Linked DNA regions of Mus musculus: region 2 is linked to region 1. The links are chromatin loops, found by intact Hi-C in ENCODE. Cell type or tissue: left cerebral cortex. All regions are shown on one strand. Links, peaks and the distances in the headings refer to the core of each region. The heading gives the core; the rest is flanking DNA.

Region 1 (11,882 bases), core at 1,671-9,670:
CACCTATACATGTGAAAAAAGTTAAATGCTGATGAAGCAAACAAATTGTGTAGGTAGACTGATTGCACTGGTAAAGACTTGGCCTTCTCAGATTTCTTTTTTTGCACTTTGGTGTAAGACCTAAGTAAAAATAATATACTTTATTATTATGTGAAATACAAGAACCTTTGTTCATGACCATGGTCCTGCTTCTTAGTAAGCACTCAAAGATATGCTGTGTGAGTAAAAAGAATGATTCTGGATTCTGTGAGTTGTAGGGGTCATACAGTGTCCTGCTCAACAGGTCTATTCCGGCCAGTCATGGTCAGACCGCCCCCCCACCAATCCAGACATTTTATATGAATGTCAGCTTTTCCAGTGGTAGCAGCTAATTCACAAGGCAGATGCTCAGAGAGTAGCTCAATAGCAGAGTACTTGCTTAGCATGTTTGAAGCACTGGGTTCAATTCCCAGCACACATGATGGCATGCATGCACACACAGATAGCTTGTATCTGCTGCTCCTGCCAAAGGCACGTCACCGGGAGCAACTGAGAAGGCCTGTTTTGTGCTGCATTAGAGAGCCAGGGAGTCAGAAATGGGAATAAAGGCACCTCCAAGCCCTCCAGGGACACCTCACAGACCCGTGCCTGTGGTTGTCTCTGCAGGAAGGTGATGCAATGGGTGCCATGGAGAAGCTGTGCCGGCAGCTGACCTACCACCTTAGCCCTCATTCACAGTGGAGGAGGCACCGAGGGCTGAAGAGGAAGCCACAGGCCTGGTGAGTGGCAGTTCCCTTAGGCTGCCCTGCCCCAACCCTGTTGACTGATACTCTTCCGGGGCACTGCTGAGGGATGGGCCAGAGGGCGTGTCAATAAATCCAGCTTAAAGGAGGTAAAATCATGCTGAATTTAAGAACCAAGAAAGTACCTTTGTCATTCTAGGTACGTGAAAGGACACCCAGGGTGGGAGCTGGGAAGTATGGCCCCTAGATGGACAGGTGGGGATGGGACATGAGGCATTTCTAGTTCTTGATGTTCCTAGTACTCTGGGATGGAAGCCAGGCATGATGGTGCACCTCTGTAATCCTGTACTTTGGAAGCTAAGGCAAGAACATTGTCTCAAGTGTGGCCATCAAAACCCACTTCCAGAAAGTTCTCTGGGATGTATTTCCTGCCAGGGGATCCAGAGTCTAACCTTGTCTCAGTCATACAGCAGTGAAGACGCTCCTGAGTTTTTTAGTCCCTAAAGACAAGGGGCTTGAGACACAATAAGACATAAGTCTCCTGGTAGGAAGCAAGTGAACCCAGGCTGAGAGGCAGACGTGCTGAAGGGGAAACAGCGCGGTCATCAAGACCATTTTCTCATAGCGAATCTGATCTCAATCTGATCTGGACGATTATTGAGCCTCTCTTCCTGAGAAATTCTAGATTGTTCCAGGTTGACTGTTAAAACTAACCATCATGGGCCTGGAGAGATGGCTTAGCAGTTTAGAGTACTGGTTACTCTTGCAAATGACTGGGATTCAGATTCCTAGCACCCACCTAGCTCACAACTGTCTGTAACTCTGGGGATCCAACCCTATTCAGGCCTCCTCCAGCAATAAGCAGGCACACGGTGCACAAACATACGTGTCAGCAAATATTCATACATATTAAATAATAAAATTTTAAAAATAGGTGTCTGTGTCATGATGTATGCATGTGAGTGCAGGTGCTCTCAGAGTCTATCTAGCTCAGCAGTCAGGACCCCTTTGAGGGTCTAATATCAGATATTCTGCACATCAGATATTTACATTATGATTCATAACAGCAGCAAAATTAGTTATGAAGTAGAAATGAAGTCATTTTATGGTTGGGGGTCACCACAACATAAGGAACTGTATTAAAGGATTGCACTGATCCAGAGGTATCATAGCCCCCTGGACCTGTTGTGAGCTGCCTGACAAGGGTGTTCGGAACCAAACTCAGACTCTCTGCAAGAACAGTATGTGTTCTTAACTGCTGTGCCACCTCTCCAGTTCTCCCTACCCCTGCACTGTCTCCGTTTTTTTGCTGCTTTAGTTTTTGTTGTTTTGTTGTTTGGGGGCGGGAGGGAGACAGTCTCTCTATGTAGCACTGGCTGTTCTTGAACTCATTATGTAGAGCAGGCTGGCCTTGAACTAAGAGATCCATCTGCCTTCCAAGAGCTAGAATTAAAGATATGTGCCACTACTCAGAGCTTTGTTTTTTGTTTGGTTTTGTATTTTATTTGTGAGACAAGATCTTTGTTGTATAGCCTTGCCTGGCCTGTAACTCACTATGCAAAATAGACAGGCCTCGAATTCCTAAGAGATCTGCCTGCCTCTCTCAGCCTCTGCCTGCCTCTCTCGGCCTCTGCCTGCCCAGTGCTGGAATCATAGGCATGCGCCACCATGCCCTGCTTTTTGAGGTTTTTTTTTAAAGTCTATGTAGGCCATGCTAGCTTTAACATCACAATGCCCCTGCCTCTGCTTCTTTCCAAGTGCTAGAATTGCAGGTGTGAGCCACCGTGGCTAGCTAGGTCTCTGGTCTGCCGGTGCACACACACAGGCTCAGTCCATTCTGCATTTGGGAACTGTATGAATGAACCTGTTCATTCCTCTCGGACAGCTTCTCCTCACGCTTGCAGTCAGGGCCTTCCTGATAGAAGGAAAACAGGGTTCCTATCCACTTGTTCATCATTGCGATGCCAGTGCCTAGGTCATTGGCACATAGCAGGGATGTAACAAACACTTAAGAGTGAATGGGGACAAACATTTTTGCCATTTGACTGGCTAAGACCTTGAAGCTGGTAAGCTGCAGAGATAGATTCAAATCCTTACCTACCTGCCTCTAGGCTGTCAATTGTCAGCCATCTTCAGGATGCTGGGTTGACTTTGTTAATGACATAGACGTAGAACCCAACAGTAATGTCACAACCAACGAATTGCAGGCAGGATTCGAGGCAGTTGAATCTCGCGTTTGAGTTTTACCCTTCAGTTTCCAAGGAACAAAATGAATTCATCTCCCAGCTTCAAGAGGGCCCAAGGGGAGCTGCCTGTGACTTTTGAGCTGACAGTGTAAACACACTCTTGCAGCAAGTCGAACTGTCCTCAGTGTAAGAGACACGGGGCTTGCTTGGAACCAGTAGCTCACCAATGGGTGTGGTAGGTTGGGGGCACACCTACCACCAGGCCGAGTGGTCTGGGCTCCAGAACAAGGCCAGGGGCAGCAGATGGCAGGGAGAGGGAGAAGCTGAGAGCATCGATCCTCCAGCAGCTGTTGCTCCAGAAGCCCTCTCACCAACCTGCTGTCTTCAACTCTTGGAGGCAAGACAGATGTAGCTCAGGCCAAGTGATTAACAATGACAGCATTTCCTATAGGTGGCATTGTTGAACAACTTTGTTTAGTGTTCCTCATAACCCTATGATGTTGGTAGGTCCATATTTTTTTTAGGCAAGTGAAGCACAGACTGTAATTAACTAGGTAGAGTACAGGGTAGAAAACAAAGGAGTTAAGAGGGAACTGCAGGCATCATATAAAAACATAGGCTTGAAGAGTCACTGGAATGGCAGCCTCCAAGACCACGCTCTGCCTACTCTGCTCAGCTTGAAGCAGACACTGGGGATTCACAACCAAACAGGACCCCCCCCCCCCATCTCTCCATGGTGATAACCACTACTGCCTCCAGTAAAGACCTGCCTGGCTTGCTTAACCTGCTGGTTCCTTTTCTTTCAGCCTTAAGGCCCTCCTATCTGGGAATCCTCCAGACAACATGGTGGATCTGTCAGGCATTCCACTGACTTCAAGGGACCTCGAGCGAGTGACCAGCTACCTTCAGCGCTGTGGAGAACAGGTGGACAGCGTGGAGCTGGGCTTCACAGGCCTCACAGATGACATGGTTCTGCAGCTACTGCCAGCTCTCAGTACCCTGCCTCGTCTTACCACACTTGCCCTCAATGGCAACCGACTGACCCGGGCTCTGCTGAGGGACCTCACTGACACCCTGAAGGACCCCAGCAAATTCCCCAATGTCACATGGATTGACCTGGGCAACAATGTGGACATCTTCTCACTACCCCAGCCCTTTCTGCTCAGCCTCCGGAAGCGCTCTCCAAAACAGGGCCACCTACCAACCATCCTTGAGCTGGGTGAGGGGCCAGGTACTGGGGAAGAAGCCAGGGAAGGTACCGATCAGCAGGACCCTATAGGGAGTCCTGTGACACCTGCCAGGGGCCAGGAAAGTACAGAGTGTGTGATTCAGACATGACATCACAATAGGGGTCCTAACCAGTGAGTCCTTTCTGGACAGCCAAGACAGGTCAGGGTCCCTCTGATCAGGAGATGGTCTGGCCAGCCCTACCCAACTCTCACTAGGATGAGATCAGAGTACTAACCAGTTTGTCCTCAAACCCGACTCCCAGTACTTGCTCAAGGGGCTCGGATGTTTCCATTCAGCTGTCCTCCTAGACCAGTGCATCTGGACCAGAAGTTCTTTATTGGGCCCACTTACAATTTAGGCACAGGCACCTACTCTAAGACTCTAGGAGCATCTGCCTACTTCCCAAGGCCTTCTTAAAGGCAGTAAGTTTCAGAATACCAAGTGTGGAAAATCCAGTTTAAGCTGCAGACCTTTTAGGCAATCTTATCTATATAGGGCCTAGCTCCCTTATCCACCAACCAGCACAACTTTTTCTACCAGGTCCTCCCATAATCTAGTCCCTGTATTGGCTTTTCAAAAACTCACCTCTAGAACCAGTCCTACTTAGCAAAGAGGGAAAACTGGGTGTTCCTAACACCCTTAAACACTCCTAGTCCCCAACTCAAGCCCAAGAGAACTGTTCTGAATTAAGTGGTCAAAGTCTGAACTCATGGGGTTATGGGGAAGAACAGCCTTACAGGCCAGGTAAGCAAACAAGATGGCGTCTTTGCATGGCACTGCAGCCAAGAACAGGGATTGAGTGTGGGTGCCTTAAATGCTTTGGAATCTTTGCCCAAGTCCAGCTGTGCAAACAGCTGAGACTGCCCAGAAGTTTACAGTGCTGAAGCTGGACTGCCTAACACCTGACACTCTACTCTAATACATGTTTTCAAGGACCAATACGGACTGTGCTTTATTAGAGTGCTTTGATGGTTAGCTGTACACACAACTTAATTCATCCAAAACACTGGCAATCTGGTTTATAAACAAATGTTTATTTTTAAAAGGCATAGAAGATCCTGTGGTACAGACAGGATTACCAAATGTGCCCACCCAGAACAAAATTGGCAGACATGTCACTTAGGATATTTGCTTTCAGGCCGGCTGGAGACTCCTCTGGGAATATAGCCTGCAAAAGAGCTGAATTTCAGAATCACTCCTGCCTGGATCAATGGCATTTAGAACATTTAATGATATCTTCAGAAAACCATAGGCTCACCACTACCAATCTGCCGGTAATTCCAGCTATTTTAGGTGATATCATCATTTGATATCTCTCAGAGTAATAACAGATAGTCACTGTACAGACCAACTCACCTCTGCTGCTGCCAGCACAGATCTGCAGTCCTGCGTCCGTTCTGAGAACTTGAAAGGGGACACCCTAAAATGGATTGCAGAAAACAGGACATTATATATAACAGCCTTGCAAAATCAATGGCTGCCCTCCCACCCTGGCTTTTCTCTTTTGGATTTCTTTGTAGCCCTGGCTCACTACTGTAGACGAGGCTGGCCTGAACTCTGCCTGCCTCTTCTCAAGAAAGCTACAGTTCTTAACACATCCTAGACCTAAAAGGGAAGTATTTTTCAAATTACTAAAATACATTTACAACTAGCCAAACCAGCCCAACTGGGTTCAATTGTAAGACCACATTAACTGAAAATTTTAAGACCCAAGTTAATGGACTAGAAGGTCTAAGTTCTTAGAAGACCAGGTTTGACTGCCAGCACTAATTGTGGCTCACAACCACCTAAGTCCGGTGCCATTTTTTTCTAGCATCAAGACAGCAAACACACACAAAAATGGCTCTATAGGGGGCTGGAGATGGCTCTGTGGTTAAGAGCACCGACTGCTCTTCGGAAGGTCCGGAGTTCAAATCCCAGCAACCACATGGTGGCTCACAACCATCCGTAATGAGATCTGATGCCCTCTTCTGGTGCATCTGAAAACAGCTACAGCGTACTTAGATATGATAAATCTTAAAAAAAAAATGGCTCTACAGTAAGAGCTGTGCACTGTTGCCTTACTTAACCACCCCCATCAGCTACAACCAGTATTGAGTACAGGCAAAACTGATGCTCATACATGAACACTCTAGCTCAAATCAAAACGGTCTAAAATCCCAAGCTGAAAGCTTACCTCATGGGAGGCCACAGCTGTTGGCAATCTTCCACTCTTAAATCCCCAACCTAGAAGTACAGCAGTTGTTAAAAGTCCAGCCCAAGTTAAACCTAAACCCCAGCCACCGGTGTGGGCTTGACTGCAGTCAGCCAGGAGCAGTTATCGTCAGTTATCGACTCTGACGGCACTTCCTACTTAGTCATCTCATCACAGCAGTCAAGCTTTCTGCTGTCCTCCAACTAGTAGTTCCAGCCACTAAATGGAGACACGTCTTAAATTTATGTATGTGCCCACATGGGCCAGGGTATGTTGGGAGTCCCTGGAGCGAAAGCTACACAGCCTCTTGTCTATGAACCCCACCTGATACTCCAGAAACCCTTACCTCATGGTGGGATGATACTGCTCCTATTCCACGTTGTCAACGTCCCGTCTGAAAGGTTAGAAGAGTAAGAGTCATGAGGGGCAATTAGAACACTTGTGTTCAGCACTGGGTCGCCGAGGCTTAAACGACTGCAGTCAGCTAACTAGGGATGTCGTCAGTTGTCGCATCGGACGGCACTTCCTTTTTTTTCTAGTTTCATCATCATTGCAGCCGACACCCCGCCCACGCGCGGCGCCCCGCGATGCAGACCTCGACTTACCAGGCTCCCCTAGATCTGTGCAGCGCACAAGGCGGAGCTGAGAGGCTGGGCCCGGGCTCAGCATCGCTCCAGACCGTCACCAGCAGGCCACGGCGAAGGGACCAGCTCAACGAGCGAGAAGAGCACGATCCCATGATGGCCGCAGAGAAAGACGGCGCGTGAGCGCCCTCCTCTTAAGGGCTAGGAATAGACCACTCCTCACCCCAGGGAGGTGAGGGCGGCAAAGGCTCACGGGAACTTCCAGCGGCCCGCCTCGCGACCCAGGCCTCCCCCGTTCTGTTGAGCGAGTGGTCTCCCCCGCCCCGGGGGATTCTGGGTAGCGAAGAGCGCGCGAGCTCCAGCGCGCCTGCGTGTTGGGTTAAGCGCGGACTCGACATCCTTTCCGCGGTTTTCCGTCCTCGTTGTCTTCCCTGACTTATTAGTCCTTTGTGAACGTGTGTAGTGTGTGAAATGTGTAGTCAGACCTGACAGTGCAGGCCTGTAATCGTAATCGATTAGGAACCCGACGCAAGAATTCGAGTCCAGCCTGGGCAATTTAATGAGCCCCTGTCTCTATTTTAAATTTAAAAAAAAAAAAAAAAAAGCGGGCCTATATAATCTAACTGGGTGGTGGAGAGCCTGGCTCATCTACGCTAACACACACGAAACCGCGTTCAAAGACAAACGCTGTTACAAAAGTGTAATGATTGGGGCCGTTCTGCACCCCATTATTTTTACAACATATCCACGGAGTCTCTCAAGGCCCTATGCAGACGGCCCTCATCACATTCCTTAGAGAACTGTAGAATCAAGAAGAGCTCTTGATCCATTTCCATTGCCCCCTGCTCTTTCCACTTCTGACTGGAGAGACTTGCATCGGGCATAGGTAATAGAAAACTGCTAATGCTATGCCTTCAGTATATGAGTATGTTTGATTTTCTCAAGGGTTGGGGATGCAGTGTTTCCCTAGCAAACATGAAGTTCTGAGCTCCATCCCCAGCACCTCATAAACTGGACATTGTGACAAACTCCCAAGCTCTGGGTATGTGGAGGCAGCAGAATCAGAAGTTCAAGGTCATCTTCAGCTATGAGGTCAGCCTGGGATATGTGAACCTGAAGACTAGAGTAGGGTTCTTGTGAGTTCAAGACCAGCCTGGCCTACGGAATGAAATCCTGTCTCAAAACACCTCAGTGCAAAATCTGTTGAGCTAGTATATATGATATGCTGGGTTCTACCCAGCAACACACACATAAGTGCTTGCATGCACTTCTTATGCAAATAGGCTGAGGAGGCAACTCATTTTGACAGAACTAGACAGGTGGTCATGAGACTGCAATCTTGGTGGTCTGAGGAATAAACAGAATTTTGATGGAGGGAGGGAAGTCCAGGCCAAAACATTCTTAAAGGGAATAAGATAATTTCCCTTGGAGCCAAATATGCTTGACCATGGCCAGGAACACAAGATTCATGGGTCCCCAAATACCATGTTCTATATTGGAAGTGTCTTGGGTTTTTGTTTGCTTGGTTGGTTGGTTGGTTTTGGTTTGGTGCCGTTTTCGAGACAGGTGCTGTTTTCTGTGTAGCACTGGCGGTCCTGGAACTTGCTCTGTAGACTAGGCTGATCTTGAACCTGGAGATCTGCCTGCCTCTGCCTCTCGAGTGCTGGGATTACAGGCATGTGCCACCACCATTGCCTAACTTGTTACAGAACAAGGAAAGTCATTTGGTGGGGACCTCAATTGGCAAGTTACAGTAAAGATGAGGACTCTGTTGTAGGTTTCAGGTGCTGCCCAATGATGTTTTTAGCTTTTGAATGTGTGGAAATTAGTGGCCTGTCAAGAATAGTAATATAAGGTTTTCATAGTCACAAGGATGTTAACTCGGGGGCAAGGGATATGGATGGCTTCAAAGGGACCAAAAATAGTCCAAAATAATTTAGCTCTGGTTTGAACACTAATTTCAATCTTGAGTCATTTGGCCTTGAATCTTTAACAGAGGTGCAGCTCTCCCTTGCCCTCCCCCTTCTGGGAGTTTCAAGTTGCAGAAACATCTAGCAAACGCCAAGTCAAAGAGCCAAATATGAAGCCCTTCAGGCTTTGTGAATAATTAAGAAAAAGTACTAAGGACTTTTCATCAAACTCCCCTGAAAACAAAAGGAGTACAGGGTTGGGTGGGTCTGGAACTCATGGGCAAAAAAACAAAAAAAGAGCACAAGGCCGAGGATACTGCTCTCAGACCCAAAGAGTTCAGAGGTGGGCTTGCTTGTCTTATGTCAAGAAGGTCCTCTGGCTTTCCTGCAAAGAGTGGTAAAGAGAAGTGGGAAGCTGAAGCCCAGGTGAGTGAGAGCAACGATCCAGAGCTTCCAGAAGGAGACCGTGATCCTAGAGGTGGGACAGTGGCTTCATTTGTCTTGTGGAAGAGGACAGGAGTAGAATGAGGTGTGGCTGGTGAGGGTTTCTGAGCAGACTAGCCCCTGACCCAGGTTGGCTCTTAGAGACACATGCAAGTACGACCAGAGGCAACGTTCCAGTAATTTTTTTTTTTTTTTTTTTTTTTTTTTGGTTTTTCGAGACAGGGTTTCTCTTTATAGCTCTGGCTGTCCTGGAGCTCACTTTGTAGACCAGGCTGGCCTCGAACTCAGAAATCCACCTGCCTCTGCCTCCCAAGTGCTGGGATTAAAGGCATGCGCCACCACGCCCGGCCCAGTAACTTTTTAAAATAATACTTCTAGAAGACTTGGTTATGCAAAAAATATTTATATTTCCACCAAAATTCAGTAGCCTCGGGTGTGGCTGGCAAAATTCCCTACTCTACCCTGCCAGCCTGCTGCTGCCGCATCTGGACCGTCAGTGGGACTGGAGGACCTGAAGAGGCAGATGGTCTTCCTCTGAGGCACTGTTCTTCCCAGGTTTAGAGGTTGGGTTCTTTTTATAACCTGTAAATAGAACAAGGATCACTGTGACTTTGCCCTCCATGCATCCCCTGGAAGGAGGTGACAGGGAAACAGGAGGGCCACAGCCTTGAGAGCCCACCATGTTGTGGGTATAACAGCAAATCCTGGAACCTCACCTCCCTGCATCCCTCCTCCCAGAATCCCCTGACCCCTCCATGGACCACTCAGGGGTCTCCCCACAGAAACTCAAAGGTCCACAGATTTGACAGGCTCTGTCAGAAACCAGAGCCTCTGAGGCACACTGAGGAGCAGGGAAAACAAGTCAGGAAGCTCAAAGGAGAGAGGTGACCCTCCTTTGGGGTTGGGGGTGGATATGGATGGACACCCCGGGAAGATGAGAGCTCAGAGACACATAAAGAACAAAGAGTACTGCAGAGGGAATGGCTGTTGTGATGACAGAACTCTTGAGGAAGAACCTTGACAACAGCATGGGGATAGCGAAGATTATGGCCCTTCTGGAGCTGTGTAGCATAAGGCCTGTGAAGACCTTGGCGACATTATCCAGAAGGGAGTGGTACAGGCCTGAAGCAGAAAATTCTGTCTGAAGGTTGGGGTAGATGCTGAGACACCTTGTGGGCACAGAGGTGCAAGGGTAAGCAGATGCCTGAGAGGCCAAGGGTCAGCATCAGATAGGAGGAGTGGGCAGAGGGCCCACGTCTAGGTGTGAAGGTTAGAGTTACATGCACACTACCTGCTGGGATTGTTTCCAATCAAGCCAGTGTGGCTAGCTCATAGAAAGACTGGGATTTGGGTATGGAACACCTGGATCGCCGGGCGTGGTGGCGCACGCCTTTAATCCCAGCACTTGGGAGGCAGAGGCAGGTGGATTTCTGAGTTTGTGGTCAGCCTGGTCTACAAAATGAGTTCCAGGACAGCCAGGGCTATACAGAGAAACCCTGTCTCGAAAAACCAAAAAAAAAAAAAAAAACACCTGGACCAGATGAGCACCCAAATGACTCGCTATCCTGGCGTTTTGTGAAGGGATAGCAAAGGTAGAAAGAAAGCCTTGATGTGAGGATAGGAAGAAGCAGGCAACCATCAGGCTTGGGGTAGCAAGATGCTGGGAGAGCCTCCTGGTAGCAGATCATAGGCAACTCGGATGGGGTTTATGACAAGAGACATTTGTCAAGAAAGAGACGGGAATATTGAGAATTGCACGGAAGCGTCAGAGAGCATGCCTGGGGTGGGAGAGAGGAGTTGGCTTTGGTGGAGGCAACAAGGTAGAGACAGGAAGGCTGTTATAGGGCTAGAACAGACCAGCCAAATGCTACAGAGATTTACAGGAAGTGGCTTCAACTGAGACTTAAGGGGGTGGGGCTTAAGTCAGATAAGCTGGCCTGTCAAAGGTGGCCCAGAGAGATGCCACCTGTGCTGTAGACCAGGATAGGATTGAAAAGTTCAGGAACATGCTTTCTAACTTGTTCCCTTGCTGGGAACCCAAATCCAGATCCAGCCCAGACCTATGCACAGGGTCCAACTGATAACCAGGGCAGGGGAGAAGTCGGCAAGGAGGCCAGAGTGAGGCAGAAGCAAATAAGGGCTAAGGACCCTTCCCTAGAAAGGCCAGCAGGGCAGGCTTGGGATAGAGAGGACCAGTCAGTCCCCACAGGAGGAGCAGGTGTGGGCACAGCTGCAAAGCAAATCACACCACCTGGCTCTGAGTCCCAGCAGGCCTTTCGAAGGCTGTTTTGCCAGCAGACCCCCCCCCACACACACACACACACAGCACATGCTCACACGAACCATGGTAAGGGCTGCAGCCCCCAAGGGCACTCACCAGTGATGCCTGCCCCTGATGGATCCTCAGATAAGGTGGGAAGGGTCTTCTCCCATGCAGCCCAGTTTACTTCCTCCACCCTGTGGGTGACAGAATCAGCTCTGAAGTTCAGGGAAGCTGGCAACAGCCCAGCAGGCTTTCCCTGGGGTGGGGGTGGGAGCGGAGGGGGAAGGGACACCTCCATCTGCCCAGGGGACTGTATAGATAATAAGGAAGATGAGTTTTTGTTTTTGTT
Region 2 (11,882 bases), core at 1,957-9,956, 54 kb after region 1:
TCCTACTTCATTAACTGTAATTTTACTGTTATGAATTGTAATGTAAATATGTTTTCCAATGGTCTTTGGTGACCCCTGTCTCATTCAACACCCTCCCCCCCCAAAGTGGGCAAAACCTACAGGTTGAGAACTAAGATGCACTAGTCAGTCTCTCTCCACTGAAAGCTCCTGCTTTTTTTTCCTGCCAGGCCTTGAATTTGAAGGCAGGTATATGCCTCTGCCTCCTGAATGCTGGGAATCAGGGTATGTGCCACCACATTCAGCCATGTCCTGGTTTTTCTAAGCTTCCTGGCTATGTGCCTTCTCCCTTCTCAAGGTCTTGGCTACTGTGGGGATAGGAGCTATACACACTGTTCCAATAAATTGTGTTGCCTGATTCCAGGAAAAGCCAAGGAGTCAGGCTGATCTAAGTCAATTAAAAAAATTAATCTGTACTAAAGTATTGGCTATAAAGGAGCAGGCCAGCTTCTGAGGGAGATACCTCAGGCTGGTGTGTGGGAAGCTCAGGCTAGAGTACATGTTGGTGGCTGCTGGCTTATTCACATAAGACTGAATTTGGTCCCCAGTAGAAGTGGAAGGCCTTCACATGCACACACTCACAGAATAATCAAAAAATGTCAAGGAGTCCAGAGTCGTGTGTGGTGAAAGGCTCTTGTAATCCTAGCGGTTGGGAGGTGGATGCAGAATAAGGCCCCCATCTCAAAAACCAAACCCAAACCCACTCTTTCTCCTCAAACACCAAATCAACTATGGAGTCCTGAACCATGGTGTGGTGTCATACTTTGCTACACAGAACATTAACCTGGGCAATATGAGACTGCCTCAAGTAATTAAAAAGGCTGGGGATAGCTCAAGTCATATTGTGCTTGACTTACATGAACTGTTTGATCCTCAGCAAAACACACACACAGAGGGGGAGACAACCCCGTTATTGAATTCTTTAGAGGGGAAACATGAGGTTATGATTGAGGGTACCAGCTTGTTCTGTGAACTCTACAATTTCAAGGTAGATGTGTCATTTAAGTTGTTCTCCATATTAACCACCATGACTCAAGGGCCAATGAAGGGAACTGATGCCAGTTTTTCTCCTTCCCCTGCTCACCTTTTTTCCTTAGACAAGGTCTCTATGAAGCCCTGGCTGTCTTTGGCCTCACTTTGTAGATCAGGTTGGCTTCAAACTCACAAAGATAACACCTGCCTTTGCCTCCCAATTACTGGGATTAAAGGCATGTGCTACTACTAAGACAGCTCCCATGTTTGAATTTTAGAGACAAGGTCTCACTATGGATCTCTGACTAGCCCAAAGTTTACTATTTGACTGGGCTAGCCTCAGAGCTCTACTGCATGTGCTTCTGTGCTAGGATTAAAGACATGCACCACCAAGATGAGCCCATGTATTCTTTAGCATCTAGTCTAAGGCTGGAACCAACATTGTTTCTAGCAGTTAGAGAACCCCAAAGAGCCATGGCTCCCAGGCTTTTAAATTGTTTATTCATACATGTATTTTTATTAAAAGATACCATGTGGGTCCTAGCTACAAAATGGCCCAGCCTAGCCTGGAGCAATATTGCCTCAGCCTTCAGGGTGCTGGGGGTTACAGGTATGTACCACCCATGCCCAGCTTCAAGAAATCTTATCAACTCTGCTCTCTCTACATTAATCTCATAGCAAGTCCTAGACACATTTCCCCACAAAGCTGTACAGGTATTTCTTCCAAAATCAAGGTGGCACAGATCTTTAATATCAGCACTCAGGAAGCAGATGCAGGTGAGTTCACAGGGCAACCTGGTAACTAACCACAGGACAGCGAGGACTACATAGACTATCTCCAAAAAAAAAAAAAAAAAAAAATCCTAGGCAAAATGGCACACAATCCTAACATTTGGGAAGTAGGGGCCAAGTGGGTATCTTTGAGTTTCATTCAGGCTAGCCTGCACAATATGGTGTACCACACCAGCCAGGGATAGATTCCTTCAACAAAATACATCAAACCACTTGCAGTGGCAGTTTATGCGAAGAGGCAGAGGTAGGGTTAGAAACTCAAAGCAACTAGTCTGGGCTTAATTAAAAGGGGCAAAATTCGTAGCAAAATTCAAGGGGGTGGAGGATCCAATAGAGGGCTGGTGAGACAGCACAGATTATACTGCTTGCCTTAAAACTACACCACTTGGGTTTGATCCCCGGTATGCATGTTACACTCAGTAAATGAGAACATAGATGGTCTCCCATCACCTTTAAAATTCAAGTTGGTTTACTGCTGAAATGCATACTCATATACAGAAAGGAGCTCACACAGCAGGCTAGCGTTTAACAATTATTGAGATTGTAATCTCATTTCCATTTCTCCTGGAGACTGCCATGGAATTCAATGTAGACTAGGGTAGTCCTGCTTCTGCTTCCCCCCAGTGCTGACACTAAGGGCCTGTTTTTTTAGTGCAGTCCTGGGATTGAATGCTGGAATTTCTTTTACTCTACAAACCTGTATCTCCAGATGAAAAAGTACCAGCTACAAATGCATTTTAAAAATCTTAGGCCGGGCGTGGTGGCGCACATCTTTAATCCCAGCACTCAGGAGGCAGAGTCAGGTGAATTTCTGAGTTCTAGGCCAGCCTGGTCTGCAAAGTGAGTTCCAGGACAGCCAGAGCTACACAGAGAAACCCTGAAACTCGAAAAAACCAAAAAACCTTAGGACATTAACTACAACTGAATAATCTGGCAAGTTCCAGTTCTTGGCGAACCTCTATGTCTTTTAAATCACATTTCAAAATGATAGCTAAAGCTGGGAAATCATGTGTCTCAGTTGTAGACCAGAGGCACATAGGGTCCATACTGCTGAAAATTTTGGGGATTGAAGGGACACAAACCTTCCAATGACAGGTGTTCACTGTAATAGCTTTTAATTTTCTTTTCTATTACTTACCATTTCTCCAAGTAGGTGGTTTTCTTCCTAAAGAATTATCACAACCAGCATTAAGAAATCCAACCTGCTGGTATCTTACCCAAGCAATCATATGCAAATCAGTGTGACCTAGAGACCCCCCAAACCACCAATTTAAAAAAGTACTTAAATAAGCAAAGTTACAAAGGCTGTATGGCAAGCCCCACCCCTTCTGTGGCAAACTGACATTAAGGCTTTGCCATTAACTAAACAAAATTGCGATGTCATACAAGTATAAGCTGTAAATGATGCATATTTTAGTCAAGACCAATCTTTAGTTAAATCATGCCCAAAATAATCAGTTAAGAGCCCCCACCACCCAAGCCACCACAGAATTTCACAAGTGACACCATATATGCTTACCATGCAACAAAACCTTTATTAACATTTTTTAACAGAGGTTCAGCTATTATTGAAACTTGTAATTTCTAAACTTAAATTGGGGCAAGTGGCTAGAGTGCAGAGTAATGCCATCACTGCCCACTGGGAATGCAGACCGAATAATTAATAGCCACCCCTCAGACGGAGGACCAGGTGCAGGGTCGACTCTTTCTGGATGTTGTAATCAGAGAGAGTGCGGCCATCTTCTAGCTGCTTGCCGGCAAAGATCAGCCTCTGCTGGTCAGGGGGGATGCCCTCTTTATCCTGGATCTTGGCCTTCACATTCTCGATGGTGTCACTGGGCTCCACCTCCAAGGTGATGGTCTTGCCGGTCAGGGTCTTCACGAAGATCTGCATGCCACCTCTCAGGCGAAGGACCAGGTGCAGGGTTGACTCCTTCTGGATGTTGTAATCAGAGAGGGTGCGGCCATCTTCCAGCTGCTTGCCGGCAAAGATCAGCCTCTGCTGGTCAGGGGGGATGCCCTCTTTATCCTGGATCTTGGCCTTCACGTTCTCGATGGTGTCACTGGGCTCCACCTCCAGGGTGATGGTCTTGCCAGTCAGGGTCTTCACGAAGATCTGCATGCCACCCCTCAGACGGAGGACCAGGTGCAGGGTTGACTCTTTCTGGATGTTGTAATCAGAGAGGGTGCGGCCATCTTCCAGCTGCTTGCCGGCAAAGATCAGCCTCTGCTGGTCAGGGGGGATGCCCTCTTTATCCTGGATCTTGGCCTTCACGTTCTCGATGGTGTCACTGGGCTCCACCTCCAGGGTGATGGTCTTGCCGGTCAGGGTCTTCACGAAGATCTGCATGCCACCTCTCAGGCGAAGGACCAGGTGCAGGGTTGACTCCTTCTGGATGTTGTAATCAGAGAGGGTGCGGCCATCTTCCAGCTGCTTGCCGGCAAAGATCAGCCTCTGCTGGTCAGGGGGGATGCCCTCTTTATCCTGGATCTTGGCCTTCACGTTCTCGATGGTGTCACTGGGCTCCACCTCTAGGGTGATGGTCTTGCCGGTCAGGGTCTTCACGAAGATCTGCATTTTGACCTTGAATTTAAAAGGTAAAAATTTAAAAGCCTACTAAAATCTTCGATTCCCTACAAAATACTTCTACTCAAAACTCCTCCCCTTTTTGTCATAACATAAAACCTGTTTTGTCATGGTTTCAAACTGCTAAACCTTTCCAAAACACTAAACTGGCATTTGGAACATTCATCAACTGCGGGGCATCCAAGTTCGCTAACAATAGACATGATAAATTGAAAATAAAAAATATCCAGACCAGAAGCCATCGATAAAAATTCAAGTAATAAACAATGCCCGAGTGAGAAGTACCTCTTTTCTGCCTCCCCCCACTGAAATAACCACGATGGACTCTCCATCGGTTAAGCGTCCGTTAAGCTCCCTGGCGCGCGCGCCAGGGCCGCCCCCGCTCCGCGCACGCGACCAAGGCCCACTCTTCCCGGAAGGCCCGTTGCCGCGTCACGTCACCTCGCTCCCCTCCCCCACCCCAAGAAAAAAAAGGCCCGCTTAGCACCACGTAAGCCCCCTCTCTAAATCCTCCCATGATTCAAACGCCGTAGACAAATACCTGTTAACAAATGTGATGAAAGCACAAACCGCCCAGCGCGTCGAAACACCCTCACAGAAAGACCGCCGAACCGGACAAAGCCTCTCGTCACTGAGCTCAGTGGCCGCGCGAGCCGCTATTTATGCAGCGTCTGTTGCGTGACTGCTCACTCCTACGTAGCTGTTGTCTTCCTGCGCCACCGAAAGTAGTTCCGCGGGCCCCCACCTCCCCCAGACCAATTAGGCGTTTTTGCCGAGCTCCCGATTCTTCAGAACCAAAGAAAAGAGTACTACCAAACGAGAGACACTGTATTCCCGGCGTCTCGTCTCCTCTCGTGCAAAAAATTGAAAAAATCATCACGCGGATGAATCCAAGTTAAAGGGCCCTCCCTCGAAAGCTCTGGAAACCTCCTTGCGGCGCCAGCGCTGATTGGTGAGGAGTCAAAGATGAGGCCGACGCTGATTGGTGGAGGTCGCGGGCCGCTCGATTGTTGCTGGGCTCGGTTCTCGGGCAGTTTAACGTCGACGTTGCTAAGTAACCGAGTGCGCATGTGCGGGCGCTCGCCTTAGCGAAATACTGATGTTTCCTGCTTGAGGTGGGGGAGGGGCGTCTTCTCTTCCCGCGTCCGGAACCCCGCGTCCCGAGTTCCCCGTGGTTCTCTCGCACCCATCGCTCGGCGGCTTTACGCCACAGGGTGAATTGCGACCTCACCCTGCTCCCCCTGGCTGGACTCTAGCTTCGCCCAGGCCCCCTCCAGTATGAGCATTGATGCTTCCGTAGCCAGTGTTTTTAGTTGTTTTGTCTTGTGGCTTAGCCGCCCACGGGCCCAGATGTGGGTGGGAGTGGGGTGGCTGCCGGGCTGGAAGCTGAGGATTTAGCCAGAGACCCAGCCCAGAGCCCGGCCGGACTTACAGATTCTCTCCCTCCCCAGCAATCTACAAACAAAGGAAGGAAAGAGGAGAAATGCCTATTAGACTCAGTACCCGGGGTTCACCCACCTCTCCCATTGGGATGTCTATTGTGCAAAGGAAGGGAAGGGGCCCGTTAATCCTAGAACCTCAACCTCAGGACTAGGTTCTGAGGTTTTGGGTGTGGTTGCTTTTCCCTCATCGAGATCAACAAGGAAGGAGCAGAACTGCTCGGATTGCTTTGTCATGCGGAGTCACGAGGATGGCCATGTAAACAGTTTTGTTTGCATAGGCTACCGGCTTCCGTACAGTAAGAAGTCTAGCTACGCTAACAGATTAAACTTCACTCTGTAAAGGTTTACGAGTTATTACCATATTACTGAAGGAAACGTTAGGAACATAGCTGGTTTGCCTAGCATGAACCAAAAGCTCCAGTTTGATTCCCCAGCCCAAAGTCTGCTTTCTAGAATAAAGAGCAGGTAGAATTTTATTTGAAGTGAATTGAAATTCAGAAAATGTCTCCTTTGCATAGTATTTTATTTTTATTAGGAAGCATGAGTCGGACCTTGTTTCAACAAGCAGAGTATGTCTGAGTCAGACATTTTGAGGCACAGACTCAGCCAGAGTGCTGATCTTATGATTGATGCGATGACTTCATTGGGGTAAGTTCCAGCAATTGCCAGACGGGTTATTGCTTCCTAGTTTGTTTTGTTTTCAAAGTAGATCGTTTGGTGACTTCAACCCAGTAATAATATTTCAAAAGAATGGCATCTGGACAAGATAGATTTTTTTTTCCGTAGCATAGTTTTTGTTGCTTGTGCTGTGTTCACCCCTAGCCCCACCCCTTGGAGACTGGCCATCACTCTGTAGCCCTGGTTGGCCTGGGATGACTATGTAAATCAAGAGCTCACAAGAGATTCTCTTGGTTCTGTCTTCCGAGTGTTGGAATTAAAGACACGGACCATCGTGCCCAGCATGATGTAAACAGATTTTTTTAAAAAGTATTTTATATCTGAGTGTTTTCCTTGTATGTATGTCTATATAGTACCTGTGTATCTGGTACCTGAGGAGCTCAGGAGGGTACCAGATACCCTAGAACTATACAGACTGCTGAGTACTTGTGTGGCTGCTTGGGAATCGAGCAGCTAGTGCTCTTAACTGCTCCAGCCCTCTATAAACAGATTTAAAAAAAAAAAAAGACAGTATAAATTTTGAGATTAGAAGTTTATTGAGTTAGTTCAACAATGTTTCTCCAATTAAAAAGGAACTGTTTTCCATTTTTGTTCACAATAGAAAAAAAAATTGTGTCATCTTTAGGCCCTAAAACACATGAATACACCTGTGTGTGTGTGTATGTGTATTGCTCTGTAGACCAGGCTGGCCTCCCATCTCAGAGATCCCCCCTGCCTCTGCCTCCTGCCTCCAGAGTGTGGAAACTAAATGCGTGTGAGAAATATGTATTGACTGGACAGCAGTGACACAGTGACACATGCCTTTAATCCAGAACTAGGGAGGCAGAGGAAGGGGATCTCTGAGCTCGAGGATAGCCAGGAATACATCCTGCCTCAAACACAAAAATAAGGAAGAAAGGAAGGAAAAGGAAAAGACTTATTTATTGAAATAGGGTCTCATGTAGATCAGGCTGGCCTTGAACTCAATTATATAGCCCAGGATGACCTCACACTCATGATCTTCCTGCCTCTGCCTCCTAAGTGCTGGAATTGCAGGTGTGTACCACCATAACTGTACTGGCAGGAAAGAGACACTTGTATTCTGAGACACGTATGTCCTTCCATTAGGGCTATCAGGCCTCTCACACAGTAGACCCCAAGGAATTAGAATTTACTGAGGAATCTCACACTAAGAGAAGAAAAAGGCTTAAAATCCTGGATCTTGCCTTATAGGAATTTCTCTCTCAGGTAGAGATTTCACCCGGGTCTGACAACTTGTCAGACCACATTGAAGGAGAAACTGGAGTCCTGACAGTGAGGACTGTGGAGGCCACACTTCCATCACAACTGCTTAGTTATGCACATAACCAACTGTCTTATACTTAAATATTTTCTCATTTAAAAAAATTATTTATTATTATACATAAATTCACTGTAGCTGACTTCAGACACACCAAAAGAGGGCGTCAGATCTCATTATGGGTGGTTGTGAGCCACCATGTGGTTGCTGGGATTTGAACCCAGGGCCTTTGGAAGAGCAGTCAGTGCCCTTACCTGCTGAGCCATCTCACCAGCCCATTTTCTCATTTTTAATTATGTGTCTCTGTGTGCATACATGCATGTGGACACAGGTGTCTGCAGTGGCCAGAAGAGGGTGTTGGATACCCCTGAAGCTGTAGTTACCCTGGAACTGTAGTTACCCCTAAACCTGTAGTTATAGGTGGTTATGAGCAGCTGCCTGATGAGGGTGCTGGGAACCAAACTCAGGTTCACTGCAAGAGCGTCAAATGCTCTTAACAGTTGAGCTGTGTCTACAGCCCCTTTATTTAAATCTAAACCTCATGTTGGCTCTTTGAAGATAGACTTGAGGGGAAGGCACTGTATGTCTTTATTTGTTCCTCGTTCCAGTGGCACCACATTGGGTAAATCTCCCTTTTCTCTTTTTCATTATTACTTGTCTGATTGGCCTATTGAAGACCGGTGGTCACGCCTAACTAATTAGGGCTGCCAGGGCCCAGGCTCTGACTGTAACTTTTCAGGTCTGTGGTGATATTTAAAATATAATATTAAGGGGCAAGAGAGATGTCTCAGGAATTGGGCCCTTACTACTCTTGCAGAGGACTTCAGTTTGGTTCCCTGCACCCCATATCAGGTAGTACCCTCCCTCTGTGTGGGCACCTGTGTGCACTGGTCTATGTAGCTATTTGTTTAACATAGTTAGGAGACAGAATTTATTATAAGTCAGAAATTTTAAAAGATGTATAGTCAGGCACTCATGCCTGTGAATCCCAGCACCTGCAGAGCTGGGGCAGAAGGGTTGCTAAGAGTTTGAGGGCAGCCTAAACAACATAGTGAATTCTAGGCTACCCTAAAACTACAAAACATGCCCCTGTCTCAAAAAATAAACAAACAAAAGAATGTCTAAAGATGTAACTCAGTTGGTACAGTGCTTGCCTGGTAGGCCCCAAAGAATCCTCAGCATATAAACTGTGCTGAGACCATCCTCAGCCACATAGGACAGAGGGTCGGAAACTGCAGGTCAGTCTGGCTACCTAGTGAGTCTAAGGGCAGACTGGGATGCAGCAGACTGGGATGCAGCAGAGTGTCTCGAAAAATTTAAAAGGTAAAAATTGTTTATATTGAGTACCGAAATGAACATAGAACAAAATTCCATAATATCGGGGGGGGGGATTGTTTGTTTGTTTTTGTTTTTGTTTTGAGGTCTCACTATATAGCCCTGGCTAGCCTAGAACTCAATATGTAGACTATCCTGGCCTTGACCTCATAGAGATTCATCTTCCACCACCAAGGCCCAAGAATGTTAGGAGCTCTTGCTTCTTTCACAGAGAACTAGAATTCAATTCAGTTCCTAACACTTACACGGGTGGCTTATACCAGTTCTAGGGAATCTGTCACCCTCTTCTAGCTTCTGCAAGCACCCACACGTATGTGTATAGACAAACACATAAAATTTTAAGGTAAACACTTTTTCTTTCAGTTGTGGTAAGATACAGTATACAGGGCTGGTGAGATGGCTCAGTGGGTAAGAGCACCCGACTGCTCTTCCAAAGGTTCGGAGTTCAAATCCCAGCAACCACATGGTGGCTCACAACCATCTGTAACGAGATCTGACTCCCTCTTCTGGGGTGTCTGAAGACAGCTACAGTGTACTTGCATATAATAAGTAAATAAATCTTTAAAAAAATTAAAAAACAAAAACAAAAAACAGTATACATAAAAATGACCATTCCAAGCATATTGTTTTCACGAAGTAGTTTCACTCTGTTGTCCAGGTAGGCACACAGACCTGAGCTCACAGTCTTGCCTCAGCCTCCCCTTACTGGGATTACAGGAGTTCAACTTCATGCTTCCGTTTTTCCTTCCTTTTTATTTTTTGGAAAATTTTAAAATTACATTTATTTGTGTGTGTGTGTGTGTGTGTGTGTGTGTGTGGAAAATTTTAAAATTACATTTATTTGTGTGTGTGTGTGTGTGTGTGTGTGTGGAAAATTTTAAAATTACATTTATTTGTGTGTGTGTGTGTGTGTGTGTGTGTGTGTGGAAAATTTTAAAATTACATTTATTTGTGTGTGTGTGTGTGTGTGTGTGTGTGGAAAATTTTAAAATTACATTTATTTGTGTGTGTGTGTGTGTGTGTGTGTGTGTGTGAAGTGGAAACATGGGGGTTCTTTGGAAAGTCAGTTGGACGGTGTTTTGCTGGGACAAACACATAAAGGAGTGTTTTCCTGAAGTGGACACAGGTGAACGACTAAGGCAGACTCGTGAAGGCATGTTTAGCTAAAGCAGACACAGGTGACAGGATGTTCTGCTAAAGCAAGGTCGTGAAAGGATACCTGATGAAGGATTCTTTGCTAACAACACCCATGTATTGAGCTGCATTTGTCGGGATTCCATAAAGAGAAAACACATCAAAAAACTTCTGATGGTGTGCTGCAGTTTCGGGCTGATTGGCAGAGTGATATCAGCTGAGACAGGTAGACATACTAATACAAGACACTTGCTGAGGCTAGACCCACAGAGGCCATGTAATGTTTGGAGGATATAAATAAGATTGGGCAGACAGTGATGGAGGCTGAGTTAGGCTTGCTTATAGAGCTAGCTGTGCAACACTTTTGGGTCTTCTGCTGATCTTTGCTTCCCTGAGAGGCACAGCTGAGAGAACTTCTCCTGGGGTTCCTCCCTGGTCCCTCCTACTGATTCCAGCCGAAGTTGGGACCTAACTGTCTCTGATAGGTAGTGCCACCTTCTGATTCATGCTTGCTATCCTGACTCTAGCAAACTGGACTGCTGATATATTCTTGAAGTGTTTTCAAGTGGATCGAGCTGCCGCTGCTAACCTGTGAACTGAACTGCCAATTTCCAGACAACACAAACAGGAGTTGCTCCAAAGAACCTTTCTAAACAGGTCCACTTCCCCCCTGTATCCTTTCTTTTCCACTACCTCTGGTGGGTGATGGGCTACAAGAGAGGTTAAAATGTTTAAAACCCATCATTAAAAATAGGTTTTTAGGGCTGGTGAGATGGCTCAGTGGGTAAGAGCACCCAACTGCTCTTCTGAAGGTCCGAAGTTCAAATCCCAGCAACCACATGGTGGCTCACAACCATCTGTAACAAGATCTGACGCCCTCTTCTGGAGTGTCTGAAGACAGCTACAGTGTACTTACATATAATAAAAATAAATAAATCTTAAAAAAAAATAGGTTTTTAAAAAATTAAAGTTGGGGGGCTGGAGAGATGGCTCAGTGGTTAAGAGCACCGACTGCTCTTCTGGAGGTCCTGAGTTCAAATCCCAGCAACCACATGGTGGCTCACAACCATCTGTAACAAGATCTGACGCCCTCTTCTGGAGTGTCTGAAGACAGCTACAGTGTACTTACATATAAAAAATAAATAAATCTTAAAAAAAATTAAAGTTACATGTATGTGCCACAAAGGGGGCAGCTTGAGGGAGTTGCTCAGTTCTTCCCCTTCTATGTGGGTCCCAGAGATCAAACTCAGAGCAAGCTTGGTGTCAAGCACACTCACCCACTGAGCCATCTGGCTGCGGACTTTTTTTCTTTTAGACATTTGAGATGTAAATCTATTTTATTAAATATGTTCGAACCATTGTATAATCATCCCCAGTATCTGGTTTCTGAACTTTTCATCTTAAACACTGAAACTGTCTGCAGAACCACCAACTACCCTTTCCCATGCCCATAACTCTCATACAGCCCTCATACAACCACAAACAACCCTTATACAACCCCCACACAGCCCTCATATAACCCTCACACAACACCCACACAGCCCCTACACAGCCCCCACACAGCCCTCATATAACCCTCACACAACACCTACACAGCCCTTACACAACACCCACACAGCCCCCCCCACAACCTTCACATAGCCCT

What was found. A loop is a pair of places that touch in the nucleus more often than their neighbours do. Peaks named below come from ENCODE experiments on the same cell type or tissue, not always from the same donor. Only the 100,000 strongest peaks of a DNase experiment are listed, where the experiment ranks them.
Region 2: it touches region 1 in a loop (7-fold over the local background); 10 of 42 quality-filtered maps call a loop at or near these places.

Annotation. Positions count from the first base shown.
Region 1 is chr11:62,598,079-62,609,960 of GRCm38, reverse strand. It overlaps Trpv2 (transient receptor potential cation channel, subfamily V, member 2), which reads right to left. Exons shown (of 15, transcript NM_001382489.1): 14 at 11,648-11,727; 15 at 9,658-9,852. The coding sequence ends at 9,764. It overlaps Lrrc75a (leucine rich repeat containing 75A), which reads left to right. Exons shown (of 4, transcript NM_198861.1): 3 at 646-758; 4 at 3,715-5,077. The coding sequence ends at 4,246. It overlaps 2410006H16Rik (RIKEN cDNA 2410006H16 gene), which reads right to left and starts at 7,084. Exons shown (of 5, transcript NR_030738.1): 1 at 6,938-7,084; 2 at 6,679-6,726; 3 at 6,315-6,364; 4 at 5,495-5,558; 5 at 5,155-5,306. It overlaps Snord49b (small nucleolar RNA, C/D box 49B), which reads right to left and starts at 6,875; the gene lies at 6,813-6,875. It also overlaps Snord49a and Snord65. In left cerebral cortex, for the core only: CTCF peaks have their summits at 6,134 (motif pointing left) and 7,103; DNase peaks (open chromatin) are centred at 3,193, 6,194, 6,484, 7,191 and 1 more place; H3K4me3 peaks cover 2,923 bases; H3K27ac peaks cover 2,242 bases.
Region 2 is chr11:62,544,624-62,556,505 of GRCm38, reverse strand. It overlaps Ubb (ubiquitin B), which reads right to left and starts at 5,335. Exons shown (of 2, transcript NM_011664.4): 1 at 4,911-5,335; 2 at 3,293-4,366. The coding sequence starts at 4,360. The coding sequence ends at 3,443. In left cerebral cortex, for the core only: no CTCF peak of the experiment used is centred there; DNase peaks (open chromatin) are centred at 5,405, 5,999, 6,453, 6,607 and 1 more place; H3K4me3 peaks cover 4,602 bases; H3K27ac peaks cover 2,709 bases.